Linked DNA regions of Mus musculus: regions 2 and 3 are each linked to region 1. Evidence: chromatin loops called from intact Hi-C (ENCODE). Cell type or tissue: heart. All regions are shown on one strand.

Region 1 (8,000 bases):
CAGAGCCAGAGCCTACCTCCCAGGGCAGTTACATTGTGTTCCTCGATTCCAGGAGAACCAGTCTTTCGACTTCAGTGAGATGGGAGGTTGTGTTCCCATAATCAGCAGCACTGTGCTTGGAGAAAATGCCACAGAAAGATATACTGGGGATATTTTCAGGCCTGTTCCCAAAACCCAAGTAAATCCCAGTTAGATAAAAAGCAAGAGTGTGAAATACTACTAAAATTAAATGTAAGTTTATCATGGAATTTTGGCAACACTACAGACTAGGAAAACACTCTAAGGTTTATCTGGAGTATTACACAGACTCGGAACTAAACTTTCAATAAAATGTGGGTTTTTTTGTTTTGTTTTGTTTTTGTTTGTTTTGAGGTAGGCCTCAAACTCTGTAGATGAGGATGGCCTGGAACTTCTAATCCTCCTGCCTCTACTGAAGCTCTTGGGCTTTATTTTATACAGATTGTAGAGTGGGGGGGGGGGTGCCCTAGTTAGGGTTCTATTGCTGTGATGAAACACCACGACCATAAGCAACTTGGGGAAGCATATGGTTTATTTTGCTTATACTTATACATCACTGTTCATCATCTAAGGATGCCAGGACAGGGATTCAAACAGGGCAGGACCCTGGAAACAGGAACTGATGCAAAGGCTATGGAAGAGTGCTGTTTCCTCCTGGTTTGCTCTTCATGGCTTGCTCAACCTGCATTCTTATAGAATCTGGGAATACCAGCCTAGGGATGGCACCACCCACAATGGGCTGGGCTCTCCCTCATCAATTACTAATTAAGAAAATGCCCACAGCCCAATCTTACAGAGGCATTTTCTCAATAGAGCCTCCCTCTTCTCTGGTAACTCTAGTCAGTCAAATTGACATAAAACTATCCAGGACAAGGAGCAACATGTCCATGTGACTTTTATCATCTATTTGACATGCGTATGACATTGTATTTGTTACTTTTTTTCCAAGACAGGGTTTCTCTGTGTAGCCCTGCCTGTCTTGGAACTCACTCTGTAGACCAGGTTGGCCTCGAACTCAAAAATCCGCTTGCCTCTGCCTCCCAAGTGCTGGATATTAATTCTTATACATGGGCTTAGAATAAACTTGCTAAATGGTGCTCAATAAATTCTTTTTTTAAAAACTTTATCTGCATTTATTTTATGCTGAATTTATTCCTGGGCCATGAGTTTTTGTTTCTTCAGTTTCTTCTGGGATATCTTTTCCTTCTGTGCAGCCTCCTCTTCTGGCTTTGGAACGATCTGTTCCTTCTCAGTGAGGATCATCTCAGTGTGGCAGGGGAGCTCAAGTATGGGTTAATCCGGCCATGAGCTCTGTAGGTTCGTCGGCGCATCTTAGGTTGCTTTGTTCACCTGGATGCGTTCAATGACTAGAGAATCTACGTCTAAACCTTTAAGTTCAGCGTTACTCTCTCTGCATTTTTAAGCATGTGCAGCAAAAATTCAGCACTCTTTTTTTGGCCACTGACCCTGTGTCCAGCCCCACTGTTTGGCCTGGGCGCACCTACCGACTCCATCATTATACCGCCGGAATGGCACACATTGCTTCTTTAAAGTGACATCCTTCAGATACTTGGTGGCTTTTCGGATATGCATACCCTTGATGGCCTGGGCAGTTTCCCGGGTGTTCTTAAAGTGAACAAGAAGGTTTGACCCTCTTGATTTGCATGATTTTGTGGGGTTTTCTGGGTCAAGAGAGTAGTGAACCATCTTGGCAGGTGACCTCTGGCCGCTTACAGGAAGAGCTCAATAAATTCTTGATTAACTCATTCTGTCAAGGAATGCTACCTGCACCCTCCCACTCCACTCCATGCACACAGGTTTCTCTGAATAACCCCCCCCCCCCAAGCTGTCTTAGAACTCAAACTTGTTCTGTACACCAGACTGCCCTTGAAATCACAGATCTGCCTATCTCTACCTCCCAAGTGCACAGACTGAAGTTGGGAGCCACTATCTAGTTGGAGCTGGCTCAGACTAGCTTTTGAGAGCTGAATGGTCAAATCTCAGGTGTTTTATGACCCAGGTGACCTCCGGTTGGTAGTTTAAAATGGACATTTGCAAGGAAATTGGCAAATGCTATCCATCAATCTTTGATTCAGTATTTGGGATTTGGATTCAACTAAATGTAGAACAACTGAAATATGTCCTTATAATTGCTTCCAGAACAACCATTTAATAACCCCACCCCATCCCCGCCACCAAAGATTCAAATAGACATCTAAACCAAAGATCAGCAAATCAATTCCTGCTGAATATTTTGGACAGGGCCCACTGGACCCCTATCTTTGGAGAAAGTTAGAGATCCTTTATCTAGAAAATCCCCATCCACATTGCCAAGGGTCCTTTATAATTTGATTCTGACAGTCATGGAGGTTAATATCATGGAGGTTAATTAATGACATCTTATCTTCCTGTGATGGTTGATTGTGATTGCCAACCTGACTAAATACACCTAAGGCTCATTGTTGGCCATACCTCCCTGAGAGGTTTCTCTAGAGAGAAGTGATGGGAGGAATACCGAGCATGAGTCTAGGCAGTACTATCCTAGTGGTCTTGGGTCCTGGGTTGAATAAAAAGCAAAGAGGAGGAACTTGAGTGTAGGCATTTCCTCTTTCCAAGTCTTGGTTCACAGTCCTGCGAACACAGCAGCAGGCTGCTCCCATGCCAAGTTTCCCACACTATTTTATTTCCTCAAATCCTGAGCTCAAATGACCCTTCCTCCCTTAAGTTGCTTCTTGCCAGAAAACTGATTAGATCAATGAATGAGGAAAGTAACTTCATAAACCATGCCTTGTTGCTAAAATTCCTTCCCAGGGGACAACATAAGCAATGGCTACTCCTTCTCCTAAAGTCTCAACAACAAACCAAAGCATGATTCCACCAAAGTTCACTAGAAGAGCCCAAGTTTATTGGACTTCCTTACAGAGCATAAGGGACATGGGTGCTCCAGGAAAGTCTTTATGCAGCAAGGATGAGGGCCTCAGCCACATAGATGGAATCAATCTATCTCTCTTCTCTCTCTCCTCTCTCTCTCTCCAAACCCCAGTCTACTTTGACCTATTTACTCTAGACCTTCTTTGCGGCTACTTGCAATTAAGGAAGCATTGTAAACAACAGGTGGTTGAGAAAGGCTGAATACCCTGGTGAGGGTCTTGTGACCTTCCCTACCTCCAGCAAGGGGTGTGGTAGTCTGTAAGGCCAGCTGGAAGGAGCCTTTTCCAAGAAAGTGCAGCTGAACTACCAAGATGGCAGTTGCTTGAGTGGCTGGAAGAATTCTTATTCACAGCATGCCATAAACATTAGAGATTTTCAGAAATAAAATATAGACAATTACAAGGGTATTCTATAAACACACCAGTAGATGTTATCTACAACTAATTTATTTATCAGAGCAGAACAGATTGGGATTCTAAAGGACAATGGAGTGAAGACTTTCAGGGGAATGTGATGTGAAAACAGAAAGTTAGAGGGGGAAGGTGTGTGTGTGGGGTGGTTCATCATGGAAGGCAGCCTGGGTTAGTGCTTAGGGAGAATACAGCATGGAGGGAAACCATACAACAGGGGAACTAATAAAGTTGGAAAGATATATATATATGAAAATTCCAAAATCCTTGCTTGCCTAATGGGGGGAACTTTCTACCCCAAGTAACAATTTTCTCACACCTAGACATAACGCTTATAACTTCTTCCTGTGATTGAACAATGCTGGCAGAAATGTAAGTGATATCAAGTGACGCCGTATTGCCATTTTATACTTTGAAACTCTGACCCAGATTTCAAAGAGCTCTGCTAAGAAGTGTTTATGCAACCACAGTTAATCATAGAACAGGGTTCGATGGCCCAAGAGCAGAACTATGGAATGCCTTTGCATATTTGGGTCACGGTACACTGTCAAGAGTTCACATTTGTGCAATGCTGGTTAATATAAAGTGCTGGACTGTATTACACGTTATCTTTACGAATAAATGACGTGGGATCCATATGTGAAATAACTTATGTGTGCCTACATTATGCCGAAAATACTTTTTCAGCCATTATCTCTGATGCCACCTCAAGCCCGAGGTGTACAGTAACTTAATTGGACAGAATACAAAAGGCACACATCATCTAGGCTAACTCCTACCCGCTGGGCGGACAGTCCTAGGCATTCTGTTTCTGCCCCCACGCAGCTTGGAAGACAGACAATATGGGTTGCCCTATCTGACCAAACCGGTTTGACTCCAGGGAGGGAAGCTCAGGCCTCACTGAAACAGTGAGCACCTGTGGATGCATTGGTTGCTCACTGGCGTCTGTTTCGCGGTCCTTTAAAGACCTTTCTCCATGGGTTTAGCTTTCAAGCCCCGAGCACAAGACAAGGCAATCGCAACTCCTTCCACCCGGGCACCAACACTACGCTTATTAAAATAAAGTAGCTCGCCGCTATTTCATAAGCAGACGCCCACGGGGACCAGGTGGGGAGGATACCGGGACCGTGAGCAATGGGCCAGACGTTTCTAGCAATTTCGCTGGCCGTGACGTCATCTTAGCGCACCATCACGGTGCCTGGCAGAAACCCCGTTTGCATTTCTTTCAACGAAGAACGGGAGACGCGAAGTGGGTTAAGTTCTCCCGCCATGCCCAGCACTCCATCGACCTTGAGGAGCCCGCGCTTCGTCCGCCGGCTAGAAAAGGATCGAGCGCTGCCATGCATGAGTCGGCTCCTTGGCCAACGCGCTACCCGGCGTGCCTCGCGCGGCCGGCCGCCAGGAGTCGGCGCGGCTACCAGCGCGTTACCCAGAGTGCCCTGCGCGGCGCCGGCGACGAGCGTGGGGGAGGTGCGGGAGGAGGAAGCGGCGGCGACGCGGAGAGTCCCCGCGTCCACACGGCAGCCGATCGCCCACCCGGGGCCTGCACCCGCAGCCCGCGTCCACGCACCCTCGGCGGCCCCGCAGCCTGTCACGCCTCGCGGACCCGGCCGCAGCCCGCAGTGTCGCGCTCGCCTGAGTCACCGCCATGGCCGAGAGCGCAGAGAGCGGCGGCCCACCGGGCGCGCAGGACAGTGCGGCCGACGGCGGCCCCGCAGAGCCCAAGATCATGAAGGTCACGGTGAAGACGCCTAAAGAGAAGGAGGAGTTTGCCGTGCCCGAGAACAGCTCGGTCCAGCAGGTGAGGGCGCCGGCCGGGCAGCCGCCGCGTCGCTGACGGGGCGGGAAGGGCGGCCTGGCCGGGCGGCGGCCCCGGGCAGCTCCGGTCGGACCCCGCTGGGTTCCGCTGCGTGAGCTGTGCGGGGCCGGGCCGGGCGAGCCGCGCGGCCTGGGCTGGGCTGCGCCGCGGCCGCCGAGCTCCGGGCCCCGGGCCCCCACTTCTCACAAAGGGCCGGGCGCTGCGGGGCGGCTGGGCGCGGGCGGCGCTCGTCCTTTGGCCAGGCTGGGTGGGGGGTCATTGTTTCACCTGCCTGCTAATTGGGGAGATTTAGGAGTGAGAAGCACGTGGAGGGTTGGTTCTCGGTTTTGAATGCTGAACTCCTTCCCATCTTCGAGCCTCCTATATAAAAATTATGACGTGGAACTTGTTTTCAGTCGCATTGTGATAGCTCACGCCTGAAAGGAGAAAAGTAAATGACTTTGATTCATTGGCGACTTGCTGTTTCTGTTACAATACTTCCGTCATCGCTTAGCTGCCAGTCATCGGATAGGTTATTGTTTGATCTTTAGGGAGACGAGACAGACACCTAGCTGGGTCTTAGCAGTTGGTTGCAAGGAACCTGCAAGAAAGCACAGTAGGTGATAAGGGGAATTCTTATCAAGTAATTGCTTTAAAGTCTATTCAGGCAAACAAGCCTTGCAGTTAATTAAGAGCCTTGGGAGAACCAATCATGTATGTTTCAACACAGTCTAGGGCACTTGAATTGTTGACAGTATCAAACATTGTAAACAGTCTTATGCGAGGAAGCAAAGTATCAACCACTGGAATGTACTTTTAAGTTCTCTCAAGGTTTATCTAGTTCCAAAGGTGAGGTCGGGTTTTTCTGAAGCAGGAGGGTGTGTGGCACCATTGAGAGAAACTCTTGTTGATTGGATCATTACCATTGTTTGTTAACGCTGCTATAAAAAATTTTACCTTCTTTATATTCCCAGCAGGTCTGTATGTCACCCACAATTGACATTTTCCAGCCTTTTCTGCATCATGCATCTCTTATTTCTAAAAATACACTTTAAAGTTGTAAATATCAGTATTACCCTTATAAGGTCGGCAAGCAGCATGGGTGTTAGTGGCTTGAGAACAACTTTTTTTGAAAAATGGTATTCCACTTATGTTTGAGGTGCGATGATGGGACATGGTTGCCTTTGCTGGTTTTTGCAGACCCGTCTACACCTGTGTCAGCCAAGCACGTGACAGCTGAAGTCTGTTACAGTTGACGGCACACTTTTCGTCTTCCGTTTTCTCTTCAGTCGAGCTTTTGTCACCTCTGAAGATTTTTATTTTCCCAACAGAGTTTGAGTTTGCATAAACAGAGTCCTCTCTAATGTGGTCTTTTGGATAAGGCTTTTTTTCTTCTTTCTCTCACTCAGCATATTTTTTTGAGATTCATCCTTGAGAAGGTCTGTACCCCTCCCACCACAGAGATCTGCATACTAGGCACAGCCTCCAGTCTACCACTGAACCAAGTCCTCAGCTCAGTACTTAACTGCTCAGTGCCTTTCCATGAATGTGCCATAATCTGCCAGGGTTTTTTCAGCTGGTTGTAGTTCTTGAGAACAGCAGCCTCATATAAATCCTTTAGAGACCATATGCTTTTTATCTGTATTAGAAGAGCTCTGGTTACACTTTAGATCTTTGGGGTTTTTTGTTTGTTTGTTTTTGGTTTTGTTTAAAAGACAGGTTTCCACTCTGTAACTCCGGCTGTCCTGGAACTCTCAGTGTGTAGACCAGGCTGGTTTCAAACTCATCTGCCTCCCAAGTGCTGGTATTGAAGGTATTCACCACCATGGCCTGCCAGTTCTGTTTAGTTTTATAAGAAACCTGAAAAGTGTACTATTTTGCAGTTCAGTCAACATCATATGGGTGTGTGCTCCTGTCCCTCTGTCTCCTTGTTAATATTTGGTATGAGCAGGGTTTCTTGTTTTTGTTGTTTTCATTTTTTTGAGACAGGGTTTCTCTGTATAGCCCTGGCTGTCCTGGAACTCACTTTGTAGACCAGGTTGGCCTCGAACTTAGAAATCCGCCTGCCTCTACCTCCCGAGTGCTGAGATTAAAGGCGTGTGCCACCACGCCCGGCCGTTTTTGGTTTTTTTAATTGTAACTATTTAGTGAATGTGTGGACATATTAAATTAGGAAGCTCTTGAGTCTTCCTGAGAGTCCCAGTTTAGTTTTCCATCTTCCTGGCAGCTTCCACATTTTATTTTTGGACATTAGAAATAATGCTTTATAAATAGAAAAATTATTTAGGTGGGCATCTATAGGTTTGTGGGTTCTTTGTTTTTGTAATAGTGACACTAGAATTATGAATTCTGTGGAAGCTTATTATGTTTTACTATGCTGTAACTAAAAATGACTTTAATGGATAAAAGTAAGGCTTTCCTAAGGTAACTTATTCTAATGTTGGTTAATGTTTAAAATTTTATCTGTTGTTTTCTGTGGGTGCAGAAAATGTGATAAAAGTTGAAAGCATAGCCTGCACCACCAACTGAAAGCACATCAAATGCTGGCTGAGTCTGGGGAGTGCACTCAGAAACACGTGCCAGAGTTGGATAAAGCAGACCTCAGGTACTCATTTGTAAAGCTCTATTCTTAGCACAAGAAAAGGTCTGCCATTCTTAAGTTAGATTTTCCTTATAGAACTTACTAGGTTTGGAATTTGCTATAAAGTTTGTCGCTGAGTAATATTTGAAGGCTGTAAGACATCCTTGCAAATGGTTAATAGCAATTGTGATTGGGGCTGAAGTCAGCGATGGAGCATGTGGTTCAGGAGACCCTGGGTTGAATCCTCAGTGCACCCCACATC
Region 2 (8,000 bases), 58 kb before region 1:
CAAAGAGTACATATTAATTTTGGCTCAGTTTTGGAGGTCCCTGACTGGCTGGCTGACTGGCAGGCCCCGTTGCATTTGGACAGGAGCACTTACCAAGTAAAGCTCACTTCATTGCCCAGGACAAGACTAAATAAGGGGAGGTCTGGGATTCCACCGCCTTCAGGAGCTGCTGCCATTGGCCTAAGGGCCTTCCCCCAGGCCCTACCTCTTTAAGCCACCAGCGCTGCCTTAACAACAAAGCCTTTAACATGGGGGCTTTAGGAGCAAAGGGAAACTTTTATATAGTCACACGCATGGGAGAGTCTGGTATTTCATAGTGACAAGGATATGTTCTGAAAGCCACTCAGCGGGCTGACTCAGTCACCGCATGGCGCAGAGGCCACTAACACAGACGAAGGCAGCCGGATGTCATTAGACAACATTTCCTTAGCTGGCTGATGTTGTTTGCGTGGATTTTTACTTCTCTGAGACAGAGTCTCGATTGCCTCAAATTCTCTTTGTAGCTTAGACTGGCAGCAAACTCATGATCCTCCTGCCTCCACCTCCTCTAAGTACAGGATCTGCCCCTCCCTGGCCAGCACCCTGCAACTCCATCTTAGGAGATGGACCACTGTTGGGTGTGGTGTGGTGTGAGCCAAGACAGTGCGTGGCTACATACAAACAATATAACGAGGCTATTCCTTTCAAAGCCCTTTCTGCTTCTCAATTCTTTGACCCTTTCCTCTCTTCCAAGGACCTTGGACCGTGTGGTCCTTCACCGGTACTCAGCTATTATCATAACAGAAGTTGAGGTGGTCAGCTTCTATTTATTTATTTATTTATTTATTTAGGTTTTTCGAGACAGGGTTTCTCTGTATAGCCCTGGCTGTCCTGGAACTCACTCTGTAGACCAGGTTGGCCTCGAACTCAGAAATCTGCCTGCCTCTGCCTCCCTAGTGCTGGGATTAAAGCACCACTGCGGGTGGTGGTCAGCTTTTGAAGAGAGATTAGTTCTAGCTCACTCAAAGTTTCCTGTGCTCTGGTGTTTGGCTTTGCTTTGAGGCCTGTGGGGAGCACCGTGGCAGGGAGCTAAGCCCTAAGCTGCTCACTCCACAGCCAGAAAGGAACAACAACAACAAAGACTGAAGTAGGGTCCAGAGTCCACTCATCTTTTGAAGCTACCCCCAGAGGTGCTGTGCACCAAGCCTTTACCAGACTTACCTCTTGGGAGCCCTCAGGATCTGAGGTGCAGCACTCAGTCCTTCCCAGGCCCACTTCCGGCACCCTGGCATTACTAACAGCTACAGATTCGTTTTCACGTGCACCCTACTCAACTGTGCTGTGTTTAGGATATTCCCTATAGGACCCAGGTTCTAAAAAAAAAAAAAAAAAAAAAAAAACAACCCGGTCAAATGCACCAGTTTAGAAGCCTTACTATATGTTCAATTTTATGTTTGCAGATGCCTGCCTGCAGGTATCTGTGCACCGCACTCATGGCCACAAGATCTGGAGCTACAGGTGTTTGTGAGCCATCATGGGGGTGCTGCGAATCAGACCCACACAGGTCCTCTGAAGAGTGGCAAATACCCTCAACCACTGAGCCATCGCTCCAACTTTACGGTACTTCTAGATGCTCCTTCCTCCCTCGGCCTTCCAGCCTACCACGCCTGAGTCCATGCAAATCCACGTTGTTCCCTTCAGAAGGGGAAGCTCTTCCTCCAGGCCCGTTGCTGGGGTGCTGCCAATTCCGGGGGATACCTGGAGGAGGTAAAGGGTCCTACCTGGCAGTGGCAGGCACAGTTCCTGCTCATCTTCTATGGGAAATAGTGCACAGGAGCATTAACCCGCGGGGGCTGAGAAAAGGAGTCTGTGTTCAGGGGCACGAGTTGTGATAAACGATTAGCTGACCTTGCTCTGGGGACACTTTGTTCTTGATCTATCAATCCACCCACTTACTTCAACATGCCCTGAGTGTGTGAGCAGGGCTAGGACTGTCTCTAGGCAACCCCGAGCCCGAAAGTAAGAGTCTCTAAAGCCCTCCTCAGTGAAAACACGGTTGTTGTGATCGTGGCAGCCAGTCACAACCCACACACGTGGTTTTCCCGCACCCTCCACGGTGTGTGGTTCTGACCCACACTCCCTGGCCCAGCTTTGACGAGACTGAAGTCCCCTGCTGTGGTGCCTTACCCAAGTGTCCCTCTCTTCCTCCCTGCCCACCCTCCCCTCCTCTGTTGACTTTCCTCATCTAGAGCTGAGCTTCCCAAAATCTGATGGGGTCACCTCTTGGAATTTCTTTGAGGTTGCAGATTCTAATGGGCAGGTGTGTGTTAGGCCCGAGATCCACACGTTTCTGACAAACTTGCTGGTGACACACATGTGGTCAACTTTGGGGTAGCAAGACTCTAATGATGATGTATTTCTAGACTGAGTCTGCCCCCTTCTCTTATAGCAATACGCTACTAAGCTGAGGAGTTTCCGATCCTTGTGTGTGTTGTTCATGCACATGCTGGGAGGGGGTGTGGTTATCATTTGTCAGGTGCTATCTTTTTGTGGAGAGTGGGAGGGTAGCTAACAAGACCGAGGGATCCACCTGTTTCTGCCCGCTAATCTTTGGGACCAGAGCTTGATATACCACGCTGGGAGCTTTTACATTTATTCTGGGGCTAGAACTCAAGCTATCGACTGAACTATTCCCCAGCACCCAGTGTACTGTCCAGGTGCAGTTCTTTCAGCTGTTTTAGAACTGCTTCAACTGCTTATGGCCACCTATTTAGCTGCCTTCAACCCCAGTCCTATGAAAACCGGTAAGTAGCTGCATCCTCCTCTTCCAAGTGTTCACGCTCCCTCTTACAAGCAACCGGGTCTCAAGACCTCATTTCTCCCTTCCCAATCAGATGTTCAAATCCTGTAGAATGCACCTCCACATCACTTCTCAATCATTTAAAATTCTTCCTGCCTTCCTTTATCTTGTCTTGCCCCATCCTCTTGGCCCCGACCCCCGGATCAATCTTTCTGTGTAGCCACCGGCCTTGGACTCACTTTCTGATCAGCTTGCCAAGTGTTGGGGGCTCATAGCCGTGTGTCCTCACCGCCCCCCCCGCCCCCCCATAGCTCATCTGTTATTACCGTCTGCCTGGTCTACACAGGACTGCCAGTTTTCAATCTCTAACATCTGCAGGAGTTACAAAGCAAAAAAAGCCTTCATTTCTTCCTTCAAACTTCTAAATCCTAAAACATCAAATATTGCCTTAAACATCAATCCTTACTCTTGGAACTCAGCCATCCCTCACCACCGCCGCCCCCCTCCCTCATTTTTCAGTCGTCTCTGCCACTTGTCAACACCTCCAATCTCATTGTGGAACGCAGCGTCCAATGGCCTCCATCCAAGGCCCCGAGGTCTCCCCGCAAAACCCCACCTCTTCCCAGGCCAAATCCAAAAGCCTCCTCCCTCGCGCTGCCCCAAAGATGCTCGCAGTCCTCGGATCCCGAGTAACATTCTCTTTTTCCACCGGGCCCTAGGGTGATCTGGCGTCTTCTGCGATTCTTTGCTTCGCTCCCCACTGTGTCCCCCACGTCTACACCCGCGGCGGTGACTCGCGCGGGACATCGCCGGGCAGCCCGCACGGCTGGGCGGTAGCGGACGGGTTTGCCGGTAAGCCGCTTAACTTTGCAAAACTAAAGCGGCCCCGGAGGTGCTCCCGCGGGAACCCAAGGCCGTCCGGCTGTTTGCATCTCGTGCAGCACCGCCCTCCCTCGCCGACTGGAGGTCCGCCTCCGCCCCCGGGCCTCCCCACAGCCTGGCGATCCCGCCGCGCGCCGCCCGCGGCGGCCTAAGCCTCCTCCCGGAAGGCCTCCCACCTTCCCGGCTCCGCGACCCCGAGGACCGCGGAGCCGCCGCCTACGCGAGCCGTTTGGACCCTGCGCGGCCCCCGTAGCGCGGCTCCTCCAGCAGGTGGTTCTGGTCCTCCGCAGTCCGTCCCCCGCGGACCTCTCCTCGGCGTCAGCGTCCGCCGCGCTGCGACCCTCGGCAAAGAAGTCCCGCGCGCCGGCCGGCCACGGCGGGCGCCAGGCTTGCGGGTCCGCCCCGCCCCGCCCCGCCCCGCCCTCCGCGCGCCGCCGCCCTCCGCGGGCCCGTTACTGCGGACGCCCCGCGGCCCGCGCCCAACGCCCGGGGGTAGCGCGGGAGCGGCGGGGAGACGGGAGCGGCCGCACCGCGGCGAGGGAGGCCCGGTGAGTCTACGGAGCCTCGCAGCTCGTGGCTGAGGGGACGCGGCCGAGTGCGGCCTGAGGCGGGGAGCGGAGCGGAGCGGAGCCGAGCGGGGCTGAGCCGAGCGGGGCCGGGCGGCGGGAGGGCCGCGGAGGCTGCGGGGGAGTGCGGGCCGCAGGCCTGGTCCGCCGCGGCCGGCCGCGGGAGTGACAGCAGGTGCGGCCGCCCGTTCGGGGCTCCCCGGGGCGCCCACCCGACGCCGGTGTCGCTTGCAGGCTTGGACACCGCGTCTCGGCAGCGGCTGGGGCTCGCCCAGCCCGCCGCGCTCTTTCTCCGGGTACTTCGCGAACAAGTTTTGGAGCACCCGGAACTGCTCGTGCGTGAGATTTGGCTTCGGTTCCCGAAGGAGGAGAGAGGGGCTGCTCGCCGCTCGCCTTCCCTCCCTCCCTCCCAGCAGCCCGAGGTAGATGCGCAGGCTCTCGCACAAGCCCCTGCTGTCGGGGCTTCCAGCAGCTATGCGCGGCGGCGGCGGTGGCAGCGGTAGGGTGCCAGCCTCGGGGTGTCTGTAAACGCGGAGCAGTCGGGGCAAAAGTTTATCCCATTGTCTGCCCCGCTCCCTCCACTGGCGACATTTCTCAAGGGATGTCGGTGGAGAGTTCTAGCGAGAGGCAGAGGCGCTGGAAAAACACAAGCATTGTTCTTCAGCCTCGTCTGTTTATGTGAAGGCGCTTGCGCCCGCCTGTCACGGGAATGAAGTTAAGCTGTAGCTCCAGAAATACTGGAGAAACTGCCGAAAGATGGTAATGCTGTATTGAGAATCTTCCTAGAAAGCCTGGGGTTTCCCTACACTAGCTTATGCCACTAAAATCGGTTAGTCTAAGCCTCTTTAATGTGATTTTTCACTAAAGATCGAAATACACCTGTTTAATATTAACCCTAGGGGCTTCTAGCAATCACTCTAGAGCGAGAACCTACACGTGGATCAGAGGGACGTTGTGTGCAAGTGAAAATCACCTTTGCACTTCATGACTGAATTCCTTAGTACATGTCTGCAGTTTGCTTTTTGTTTTTGTTTCTAAGAGTTCACAACCCACAGAAGTTGAGAGCTTCGGATTAGAAAAGGAAGGCTGCACCTAACCAGTGTGTGTGTTGCGGGGGGGGGGGGGGTGGGGGGGGGTGGTGGAGCTCCGGGTATGCCTTTAAGTTTATGTCATTTTCGATAAGTGTGTTGGAAGCAAAAGTTTCAGGACCGTTGGTCCTCGATCCCTGTAACCTTAAGTTCTAAGAAGTCAAAATGACAGTCAAGCAGCCAAGAAGATGAGGGAGACCAGGCCATTCCTTTTCCTCTCATTTTGTAATTCGTAGGGACAGTGCTTGGCATCAAACCCAGGGCCTCTTGGAGTCGCAAGTCCTCAGTCTGTTGTGTTTGATCTGTTAGAGTCCACCAAGGCCTCTCTAGCTGCACGAACTGGTGTACACCTGTATTCCCAAGACTCAGGAGCCTGGGACAGGAGGATTGAGAGTTTGGTTCCAGTGCAGGCTACATGGTGAGAGAGCTGCCCTCTCAAAGCATATGGCCATATTAACTGATGACATTGACATTGCATAGTTCCGTTTTGGATCAAGCTAGGTGGTTGATAGTGTTGATCGACACAGTCACTACTGTTCATTTTTTAAAGGGCTGAAATTATGTACTTAAGTTCCCCCAGGCTCAATTCTTTCCCGACACTGATGTCATAGAAGAAGGTGCTCATGATGGCAGTGGCCCTTCATAGAGACCAAGGCCTCAAGAAAACAGGTCATTCATTTATAAATCTTGCTAGGCGTAGCTTGGCCTGTTCCTTAGTAGCAACAGTTTATCTCACACCCTCACCTTTTAAAAATCAGCAGTTTGACACAAAATCCAAAGCTTCCTACAAAAACAAGATTCCTAGGGGGAAAAAGATGAGTTGTGGAAACACTTCGTTGTGACGGTGCTGTTAGTTAGATGGTGTGTGCTCTCCACCCTCAGTGTTCAAGTTCAGAGCACAGATTCCAGTGCACACTTAGGTATGGCACTGTGTGATTGGAGAATGTAATTAAGCCTCAGTCAGTAAGCTTGAGGTCATGATTAACTTATTTAATGTTAATAATGTTAATTAATGTTTCTTCTTCTTTTTTTTTTTTTTTTTTTGCTGAGACTGTTTTTTACTGTGTAGCCCAGTTTAGCCTTGAACCTATGACCTTCCTGCCTTATCCCTTCCAGTACTGAGACTGCAGATGTGCCCATTACAACTGGCTGATATCTGTGCCAAGTCCTTGATTGATATATATATATATATTTGGGAATACAAAGAAGAGACCTGTGTTGTTCAGCATTTTGTAAATCAGGACAGTAGGGAGCTAGATACAGTGGTAGCTGTTGAAAGAGTCCATGAAGAACAGAATTAAGTGTAAGTGCAGGAACATTAACGAGAAGGCAGATCAGAATTGCAATGGGGCTAAATTTGAAGAACGGAGAAGTTTTAAGTGGAGGAGACAGACATTCCAGACTCCAGGAACAAGTGAACACTGAGCAGTCTGTTTTCTCGCAGAACAGGGAAAGTGGGAGAAATCACTGTAGAATGTAAGTGAATTACTTTTTTAATAAAAATATAGCCATAAATTAATCCAGCAGCTGTATTTCTTTGCTTTATTCCAGTCCCCAATAACCACACAGAGTAACAATATTGATTTAAAACTAGTTTTCAGTAGCTGAGCAGTCAAATGATCAGTTTTTACTTTTATGCTAATCTGGCTACCTCCCAACCCCATCCCATGATACATGCATAATATTACTGATGTGGCTTTTTGGGCTTCGGGTATGTTTCCATGATCTCTCTCCAGACCCCTTCCTTATGGCTTTGAATCCTCCATCCTCCTTGGGCTGATCTGCATCTCTTTATCCCCTCTCCTTCCTCTGGTTGATGTACTTCCTACCCTGTTGTCTACTCTGTCCAGCCATTGGGTGGTCAGTATTTATTGACAATGGTAAAAGCTGTTTACACAAACTTTAGACAGGAATTCTTGGAATAAGTATTGCAATGCTGTGTCTTGATTGAAACAAGACATGAGGGCAGAGAAATCAGCATTTCATTTAAATAACGCAGGGTAAACTGCACAGTGTACAAAAACACGATGCCTACATTCCCCTTTTTGTCGAATAAAAGGCTTTTTAAATAATAATAAACAGCATGCATTAGGAAGAATTATGAAAACTATTCGATAAGAGTTACATTCATAATATCCAGTCCATTTATTTTTGGCAACTTAGATAAAGTATTCTACCATCCTGTCTGGTGAGTTCAAGTTCTATATCTAAATCACTTTCTATCTTAACTTGTACTACCATCCTAAAAACATCTTGTAGACCTGGAACATCATCTTAAATCCTAAACAATTTATGCATATAGTAAGGCTGTGACTATCTAGCCTTCAGCCCCATCAGAGACCTGAGAAGGAATGAATGTTACCCGAGTGTGCAGGCAATGCTGGGATGCAGCTTCCAAAGATAAAAGAAATGGCCGACAGCAGCCTGCCTGGACAGATCCCCCATGTCATCTGTGGCTCACTATAGCTGACAGACTTCTTGTCAGGAGTTGTGAAGGACTTGCTCCCCCTGTCTTTGCAGAGCCTGGCAGTCTGCTTCCTTGCATCCATTTGTCCTTTCTGAACAGATTTGTCTGTAGGTGAAACATGGACATTTTCTTCGCCCAGTAGTTAGCTTGCCTCCATTGAAGCAATTCCACATCAGGTTAAGATGCTCATCTTCTTTGAAGTGAAATGGGGGTACTGT
Region 3 (8,000 bases), 87 kb after region 1:
GTTGCCTTAAAGACAGCTTCATCACCAAGATGCCCACCCCAGAGTGGGTGACAGCTCAGGGAAGCTGGGAACCTGTACCTCACCACACACCTTGCAGGCAGCGGTGGAGACATGTCTTCCAAGCAGCTCCACTGGCCTGAGAACTTTTCTCTATAGAACTTATTTCTTAGAGGTCCTCAGGGGGGAGAGGAGCCTGGTGAATCTGGTGGATTTCAGGGACTTCCTGCAGTTACTGTTGTTACTGTTTTCTGAGTTAAAGTCGCTTCCCTGAAGGACAGAATGCTCCCCCGGTGTCTTAAGGAGCTTCCCTCAAAGTTGGAAGGTTTTATCTCAGAGGAGATTGCTACCCAACAAAACCTTTCTGGCCCTTGTAAAGATTCAGCCAGGCAAGTGTCAGTCTTAGTCTAAGGCAATGGTTCTCAGCCTTCCCAATGCTGCTGCCCTTTAATGCAGCTCCTCGTGTTGTGGTGACCCCCAAACCATAAAATTACTTTTGTTGCTACTTCATAACTGTAATTTTGGTATTCTTGTGACTCATGTTTTCCAGTGGCTTAGGTGACCCTGGAGTGGATCATGACCCACATGTTGAGAACCTCTGGTCTAAGGCGTTCAGTAAGATTCCAGTGAACATCTGCAAGACATAAGCAGAGACCAGCGGATCATCTTGCGGATCATCTTGTATCTGTTAGGATCTCAATGGTAGACAATCTGGTTGATATGAAAGCTCCTTTATCTTCTGGGTTTGTCTCCTTGCATTTGACGCTAGTTTTGGTTAGTAGAGTATGAAGAAGCCCAGCTTTGACATACAGGATTGTTGCTGGAGGATCACCTATACCACCTTTGACTAGCTGGCTAGAGGGTCCTTCTGCACTGCACTGTATGGGAATTTTAAGTAGCTGAGGAGAAGCCTGGGCAGCAGGGGGTGGGAGGCACAGTGGGTGGCACCTTCCAGGCTCAGGCTCCTTGTAGGCCTCAGATTTTAGGAACCTTTAGACCACTTGAGTTCTACAGCTCTACGTGGGCTGAGGGCGTGGTGTCCCCTCAGCCTTTCACAGCACCCAGTGTTTCACCTGTTGGCCCTGAAGGCTTGATAATGCTGTGGAACTCTTCTGGTGACCAGAGCTGGCACTTCCTGTGGCTATTGACAACCTTTCCTTCTTCATTCTCAACCTTTCTCTCTCACTACCCCCACTCCACCCCGCTGGCCACTCCTAACATTGCAGGTGCTACTGCTTCAGCTGTCAAGCAGCTGGTGGCGGCGGGCTAATTCCTGGGGTGTCACTGCTGCTTGCTGCTTCTTTCATCCTGTTACCAGGTCAGCTGCACAACTAGATGAAGGTAAGAAAAGATCACTAGAATGGAACTTTAGTGGTCTAATATTGTAATAGCAAGGCAGGTGGCATGGGAGTGTCTCTCAGCTGACACAGCACGTGGGCCTGAGCATCCACCTTACTTTAACCCTTTCTAGACCTCAAGGGGAAGAAAGGCCCTTCTGGTGTAGGAGAAAATAGAGTTTACTGAAGCACTGTAATAGGGAGTCTGGTATACTGCCCTCTAAGGCTTAGGATTTGTGTGTATGTGTGTCCAGACACAGCTGTTGTAATCACAACTGACAGCAGCTATGGATGCCTGCATGAGGTCTGTCCAACAATGAGCAGATCCACAGTGAGGCATGGGTGATGTAGGGACTCTCGGGTTCCTACCCTCACTTTTGGCCTATTTGCCACTGACATATTCAAGAATGGGGGCTGCTGCCTTTGTGTTCCCACAGGCGGCCTCACCAGGCTCCAGTGCATAGATCCAACCCAATAGTCAAAATATAGCCCCTGTCAAACTAAACGGTCACAAAGTTATGAATCCGATGAAGGAATGGATAAGGAAGAGCTGGGTTGACAGAGATGGGAGAGAATAATCATGAATTGTCAAAAAACAAAGTCAATAAAGACCTGAGCTGGTGAAATGACTCAGAACTTAACAGCTGCTCTTGCAGAAGACCTGGGCTTGATTCCCAGCACCCCCATGGAGGCTCTTAATCTTCTGTAACTCCATACATACACCAAAATAGCTCCTTCCCTCCAGCTTTCTGTTTGCTGAGCTAATATTTTAGCCCTCTGGTGTTCATGTGAAGCACACTCCACCCCACCCTGCTGCATGTATCAAATCCTGGCATGCAATGGGGCAATGAAGTTACTGTCTTAAAAACTACTTTATGGGCTGGAGAAATGGCTCAGCGGTTAAGAATACTGACTGCTACCTGGGCAGTGGTGGCACACGCCTTTAATCCCAGCACTTGGGAGGCAGAGGCAGGAGGATTTCTGAGTTCAAAGCCAGCCTGGTCTACAGAGTGAGCTCCAGGACAGCCAGGGCTACACAGAGAAACCCTGTCTTGAAAAACCAAAAACCAAAAACCAAGCCAAACCAAACCAAAAAAAAAAAAAAAAAAAAAAAAAAAAAAAACAAAAACAAAAAAAAAAACAAAAAAAAAACAAAAAAACAAACTGACTGCTCTTCCAGAGGTCCTGAGTTCAATTTCCAGTAATCACATGGTAGCTCACAACCATCTGTAGTAAGACCTGATACCCTCTTCTGGTGTGTCTGAAGATATCTACAGTATACTCACATAAAATAAATCTTAAAAAAATTAAAATGTTTTAAAAATTATGTGTAGGTGTGTGTGTGTCTGCATGTGCACATGAATGCAGGTGCCCGTGGAGGCCAGAGCTTCAGTTAGACCGAAGCCCTGACCTGGGTGCTGGGAACTGACCAGAACTCAGGTCCCCTGGAAGCTGCAAGTGCTGTTAACTACTGAGCCATCTCTTCAGTCATGTAGTTCATTTTAAAATGGAAAAACCAACCAACCAACCCACATTTCTCTTGTATGCACTGGCTGGTTATGTGTATCAACTTGACAGAAGGTAGAGTCATCAGAGAGAACAGGACTTCAGTTGAGGAAATGCCATGAGATTCAGCTGGAGGGCATTTTCTCAATTGGTGATCAGTGGGGCAGGGCCTAGCTCATTGTGGGTGGTGAGGGCCATCCTTTATGATCCTGTGTGCTATACTAAAGCAGTCGGAGAAGCAAGCCCTGTGAAGCTAGAAGCTAGCAAGCAGCACCCCTCCACAGCCTCTATCAGCTCTTGCCTCCAGGTTCCAGTCCTGTTTGAGTTCCTGTCCTGACTTCCTCCAGTGATGGACTATGATCTGGAAATGTAAACCAAATAAGGCCGTTCCTTCCCAGCTTGCCTTATTTCTACAACCCTAAGACACTGTAGAAATTGAGATCTTATCCGTGAACACTAAGCACAGTCCCTGACAGTTTTTTTTTAAAATCTAGTTATATGGATAAAGTTGGCAAAATGGCTGTTCATATTCACGAAGCTGGCAGCCCAGTAGAAGCTGCTGGCTGCAGGTCACAGGGGTGCACCAGATGAGGGAGATGAGAAGTAACGGGACAGAATGGGGATAGGACGTGTCGGGGGACACTGCTCCAACTCTAGTTAAGTCCCCTGGGTTTAATTCCCAAACCACAGTTGGGATGGCGGTGAGAAGGCAATAAAAATAGGAAATCTCATAGGGCATGCTTATAATCTAGTGCTTGGGAGTTCGAGGTCAGCCTGGCTCAAGGCTAGCAGTGTAAGGATGGGGCCGAATAAATCCTGCGTGGCTCGCAAGGAACATGTCCGCAGGAGCTCGCTGCTGAGTTCACAGGGCGGAGCATCGCCAGCGGCTACCGCAGGCCTGGCTCGGGCCTGGTCTGGGTTACCCGGTCTCAAGGGCTTTGGTGGTGTTCCCTCTCATGGGCTTGCTTCGGCGGGCAGAGTGGCACGGGGCAAGAGTCGCATTGGATTAATGGAGCCACCAGCCCACCGTAAACGGCCAATAACCGCCTTGGGGTCAGGCCGAGGCCCTCCATCTTTGTGCCGCCCCTAGGGGAGCCGACGCCGGGTGCGGGCCGGCCCCCAACAGTCAAGTTTTTAAAAAGTCCGCGCGGGGGCCACCCGGGCTGATCCGTTGGGAACGGCCAGAATTCCCGCGAGGACGAAGCGTGCGGGCGACAGAGGGTTCCGCACGGGAGGCGCCGGGCCAGTGCTCGAGAGGAGCGCGCCCGTCCCGCGGCAGCGGAAAACGGAAGTGGGTCTGAGGAGCAGCCGCTGATTGGCCGGCAGGTCACGTCCCTCAAGGGGCTGGCGCGAACGCCACTGCGGAGCTGGGCCTGGGCATCCGGCGAGGGGAGGGAGGGAGGGACGACTGCGGGAACAGCCGCGCGGTCGCCAGGAAACGCTCCACGGAGACGCGCGGAGGGCTCTGGCGGGCGGTCTCCCGGGCCCCGCGGCCCCGCGGCCCCGCGTCGAGTGCGAGCGCGGAGGCGGAAGGAGCGGCGGTCGCCGAGGAGCCCCAGGCCCGGACCGGGGTGGTGGGGAAACCGCGGAGGGCGGGGAGGCCGCGACCGAGAGCGGCGCTGCGGCGCGGTGGGCGGGACCAAGGCGAGCGGCCAGGCGATTGGCCGGCGTCCCGGCGTCGCTTGTGACGCACCGCGCGGGGAGGGTGCGCGCGCCTTCAGCGGCCTCTTTGTGTGGTGTCCCGATAGGGGAGCGGAGGTGGCGGCCGCGGCGGCCCCGGTCGGGTTCCAGCGTCCTCGGCTCGCCCTCGGGCCGGCAGCGCGCCCCTTCCCTCCCCCTCCCGCCCCTTCCCCGCCGGCGGTGGCGGCGGCGGCCGGGCCCGGGCTCGGACGAGGCCTCGGCGACCGCTAACGGGCGACGGCGACGCGGCGGAGCGCGCAGGGCGGGGGCAGGGCCCGGGCGGCCGACATGGAGAACTCGCAGCTCTGTAAGCTGTTCATCGGCGGCCTCAATGTGCAGACGAGTGAGTCGGGGCTGCGCGGCCACTTCGAGGCCTTCGGGACGCTGACGGACTGCGTGGTGGTGGTGAACCCCCAGACGAAGCGCTCCCGCTGCTTCGGCTTCGTGACCTACTCGAACGTGGAGGAGGCGGATGCCGCCATGGCCGCGTCGCCGCACGCGGTGGACGGCAACACGGTGGAGCTGAAGCGCGCCGTGTCGCGGGAGGATTCGGCGCGGCCCGGGGCGCACGCCAAGGTGAAGAAGCTGTTCGTGGGCGGCCTCAAGGGCGACGTGGCGGAGGGCGACCTGATCGAGCACTTCTCGCAGTTCGGCGCGGTGGAGAAGGCGGAGATCATTGCCGACAAGCAGTCGGGCAAGAAGCGCGGCTTCGGCTTCGTCTACTTCCAGAGCCACGACGCGGCCGACAAGGCCGCGGTGGTCAAGTTCCACCCGATCCAGGGCCACCGCGTGGAGGTGAAGAAGGCGGTGCCCAAGGAGGATATCCACGCGGGCGGCGGGGGTGCGCGGGCGGCCCGGGGCGGGCGCGGCGGAGGCCGGGGCCGCGGCGGCGGAGGCGGCGGCGGCGGCCGAGACCAGAACGGGCTGGCCAAGGGCGGCGGTGGCGGCGGCGGCGGCTACAACAGCTACGGCGGCTACGGGGGCTACGGCGCCTACGGGGGCGGTGGCGGCGGCGGCGGCTCATACGGCGGCAGCGACTACGGCAACGGCTTCGGCGGCTTCGGCAGCTACAGCCAGCACCAGTCCTCGTACGGGCCGATGAAGAGCGGCGGAGGCGGCGGCGGCGGCGGCAGCTGGGGCGGCCGCAGCAACAGTGGACCGTACAGAGGCGGCTACGGCGGCGGCTACGGCGGAGGCTCGTTCTAGAAGCCGGGTTCCGGATGCCGGCGGCGGGCGCGGCCATCGTCGCCCTCCGCGCCCGCCCCAGGTGCCCTCGGGGGAAGCCGCTCACCCTGGGGGGCACGACACCCCCCGCTTGCCTGCCCGTTACCCCCCCTGAAGGTGGACTCGGCCCCACACACACACATTTTTGTGTTACAGTCATTGATGGACTCTATTTTTTTATTATTACTTGGACCTTGGTCGTTTTTATACTAGCAAAAAAATGTCTTGTTTTAATTTGTGTTTTTTGGGGGGGCGGGTGGGCGGGCGGGAGTGAACTTGCTGATTCTGTAGCAACACCTGGGTGGGGGTTGGGCGGGAGGGTAGTTTACTTTGTTGTAAGGACTTGATACCTGGCTACAGCGTTTTCTATGAAACCTACTTGGATCCCATGCCTGGAATTTGGAAGCATATGTACAAAAATCATTTTTACGTTTTATTTTTAATAAATCATTGTGTTTGACCGTACATGTCTAACATTTTTTTTTTCCTAGGATCCACTCCTTACCGTTTTAAAGGATATTTTTGTTAGGTTTTGATGTGTACTTCGAGACGCTTAAAGGAGGTCTTGTGGGCTCTTTTTTTTTTTTTTTCCCCTTCCTGTTTGCCCAGTTAGTGATGTTGAATTTACCTTTTACAGACAAAATCTTTCTGAAGTGGTGGATGTGGCTGTTTAGTCCTGTGCATCCATCTCTTTGTAATAAGCGATTTGCTTATCATCTTGACATGGTTGGTTCTTTCTATGAGAATTTACTTCAAAACATGTACTGTGTAGTTTAAAAAAAATAGTTTGTGTTTAAAGCATGTGTTCTCATTCATATAAACTGTTTAAAACTTTTTTAGGTGACCTAGTTTCTTCCTTATTGGTTTGTCTGTAATGAATGGTTACAAATAAGGGTTCTATTTTACCCTAACACTAAATGAGTTTTTTTTAAATGTATTTTCAGAGCAGGTTTAAAAAAAGCGTTTCTTCCCTAAGTCTGAACTTTGTCCTCTTTTAAGTCCAACGGATGTAGCACCATCTGCTGGTAGAGTGGCAGTATAGCTGCAAGACGGTTGGTTAAGAAAAACCCAACTTACTTGTTCAGGACAATTTCATCAGATTTAGCAGTTTGCCATCAGAATTCTGCAGACTTGAAAGGTCCACATTTACTTGTAGCTGAGACGGGCTTCCCGGGAGTGTAGTTAACAGCCCGCATCAGTCACTTTTTCTACGTGAGATTTGAACATGTAAACTGCTATGCATAGCTTGGGCAGTAGCCCCAAACTGCTCCGGTAGCTACTGAAGCAGCTGTGTGTACTGGGGTTTTAGGTGCAAGTTGTAAAACAAAATATCTGTATTCTGCTTGGTTAACGTGTATTTGTAGCCCTTCATGCAATAGAATTCAAGTTGTTGTTTATAAAAAAAAAACAAAAACTGATAATAGAAGAAAATGCCTTCCTGGATAGAAACATAGAATAGCAACGTTTATGGATATCACAAATAAAGAATTCAATTCTTACATGATTGAGTGAGAGTATGTATAACCTGGTGGGTGGGCTCAGAGTACCTGCTATCTTACTGGGTTTGACGAGATGGTAAAAATTTGACTCGGATTTTGGAAGCCTAAAGCCTAATGGCATCAAGCTTTTCAGAAAAGATTTTTCTTTTTACCTTTTAAAATATTTTAATGTTGGAACCCCACATTTTAAGTTGTCACTGAATAATTCCTAAGATCTGATTCTTGCCAAAATATTGTAAGTACTAAGGTTCTTAAAGAGGTAAGAGGATTTATGTTTGGCTAGTTTGGTAAGTGTAGTGAGTGATAGCTGATGTTTGGGTCATGTATTTAACACTGTATAGGGGTGTGTTTGCTGTGGAAGAAAAAAAGTTGGATGAAGTTCTTTGCTCACAATTGCTTGCTTCCCTTAAATTCCTGCTTGAAACTACACTTGAAGATCTAATGCAGGCTTTGGTGGGGGGGGGGGGTCCCTCTAGGATACAGGAAAAGACCTAAAACTCATTACATGTTACCTCAGACTTTCCCCGGTTATTTTGGATGAAGACTGAGCTGGTAGGTATTGGGAGGTGACTAGTTTTAGTAATAGTGACTTAGCTAACAGTTCCTGGTGCATTAACAGCTCAGTGTTCACCCTTAGTGATGGATGTACTTGAATAGTAGGAAAGGAAAACAATGTTTCTGTAAGCACTTACTGTGTTTCCCCTAGCAGCCTCTGGCATGTGGAGCTTCTTGATGTCTTGGTTCACCTGTGAGAATC

The links. Hi-C counts contacts between places; a loop is a spot of excess contacts. Peaks named below come from ENCODE experiments on the same cell type or tissue, not always from the same donor. Only the 100,000 strongest peaks of a DNase experiment are listed, where the experiment ranks them.
Region 2: it touches region 1 in a loop (2.3-fold over the local background); 3 of 42 quality-filtered maps call a loop at or near these places.
Region 3: a loop joins it to region 1, with 7 times the contacts of the local background. A loop is called at or near these places in 5 of 42 quality-filtered maps.

What each region holds. Positions count from the first base shown.
Region 1 is chr13:58,212,444-58,220,443 of GRCm38, reverse strand. It overlaps Ubqln1 (ubiquilin 1), which reads left to right and starts at 4,791. Exons shown (of 11, transcript NM_026842.4): 1 at 4,791-5,160. The coding sequence starts at 5,008. It also overlaps the pseudogene Gm48432. In heart, a CTCF peak has its summit at 4,754; a DNase peak (open chromatin) is centred at 4,783; H3K4me3 peaks cover 2,887 bases; H3K27ac peaks cover 1,991 bases; H3K27me3 peaks cover 318 bases.
Region 2 is chr13:58,270,283-58,278,282 of GRCm38, reverse strand. Gkap1 (G kinase anchoring protein 1) reads left to right here and starts at 4,095. Exons shown (of 12, transcript NM_019832.4): 1 at 4,095-4,209. Gm26555 (a long non-coding RNA gene) reads right to left here and starts at 3,432. Exons shown (of 8, transcript XR_873524.3): 1 at 1-3,432. In heart, no CTCF peak of the experiment used is centred here; a DNase peak (open chromatin) is centred at 3,812; H3K4me3 peaks cover 2,590 bases; H3K27ac peaks cover 1,829 bases; H3K27me3 peaks cover 331 bases.
Region 3 is chr13:58,125,122-58,133,121 of GRCm38, reverse strand. It overlaps Hnrnpa0 (heterogeneous nuclear ribonucleoprotein A0), which reads left to right and starts at 4,566. Exons shown (of 1, transcript NM_029872.1): 1 at 4,566-7,243. The coding sequence starts at 4,809. The coding sequence ends at 5,726. Gm40964 (a long non-coding RNA gene) reads right to left here and starts at 2,367. Exons shown (of 4, transcript XR_001780964.2): 1 at 91-2,367. In heart, CTCF peaks have their summits at 3,939 and 6,787 (motif pointing left); DNase peaks (open chromatin) are centred at 3,071, 4,151, 4,541 and 5,221; H3K4me3 peaks cover 4,220 bases; H3K27ac peaks cover 3,440 bases.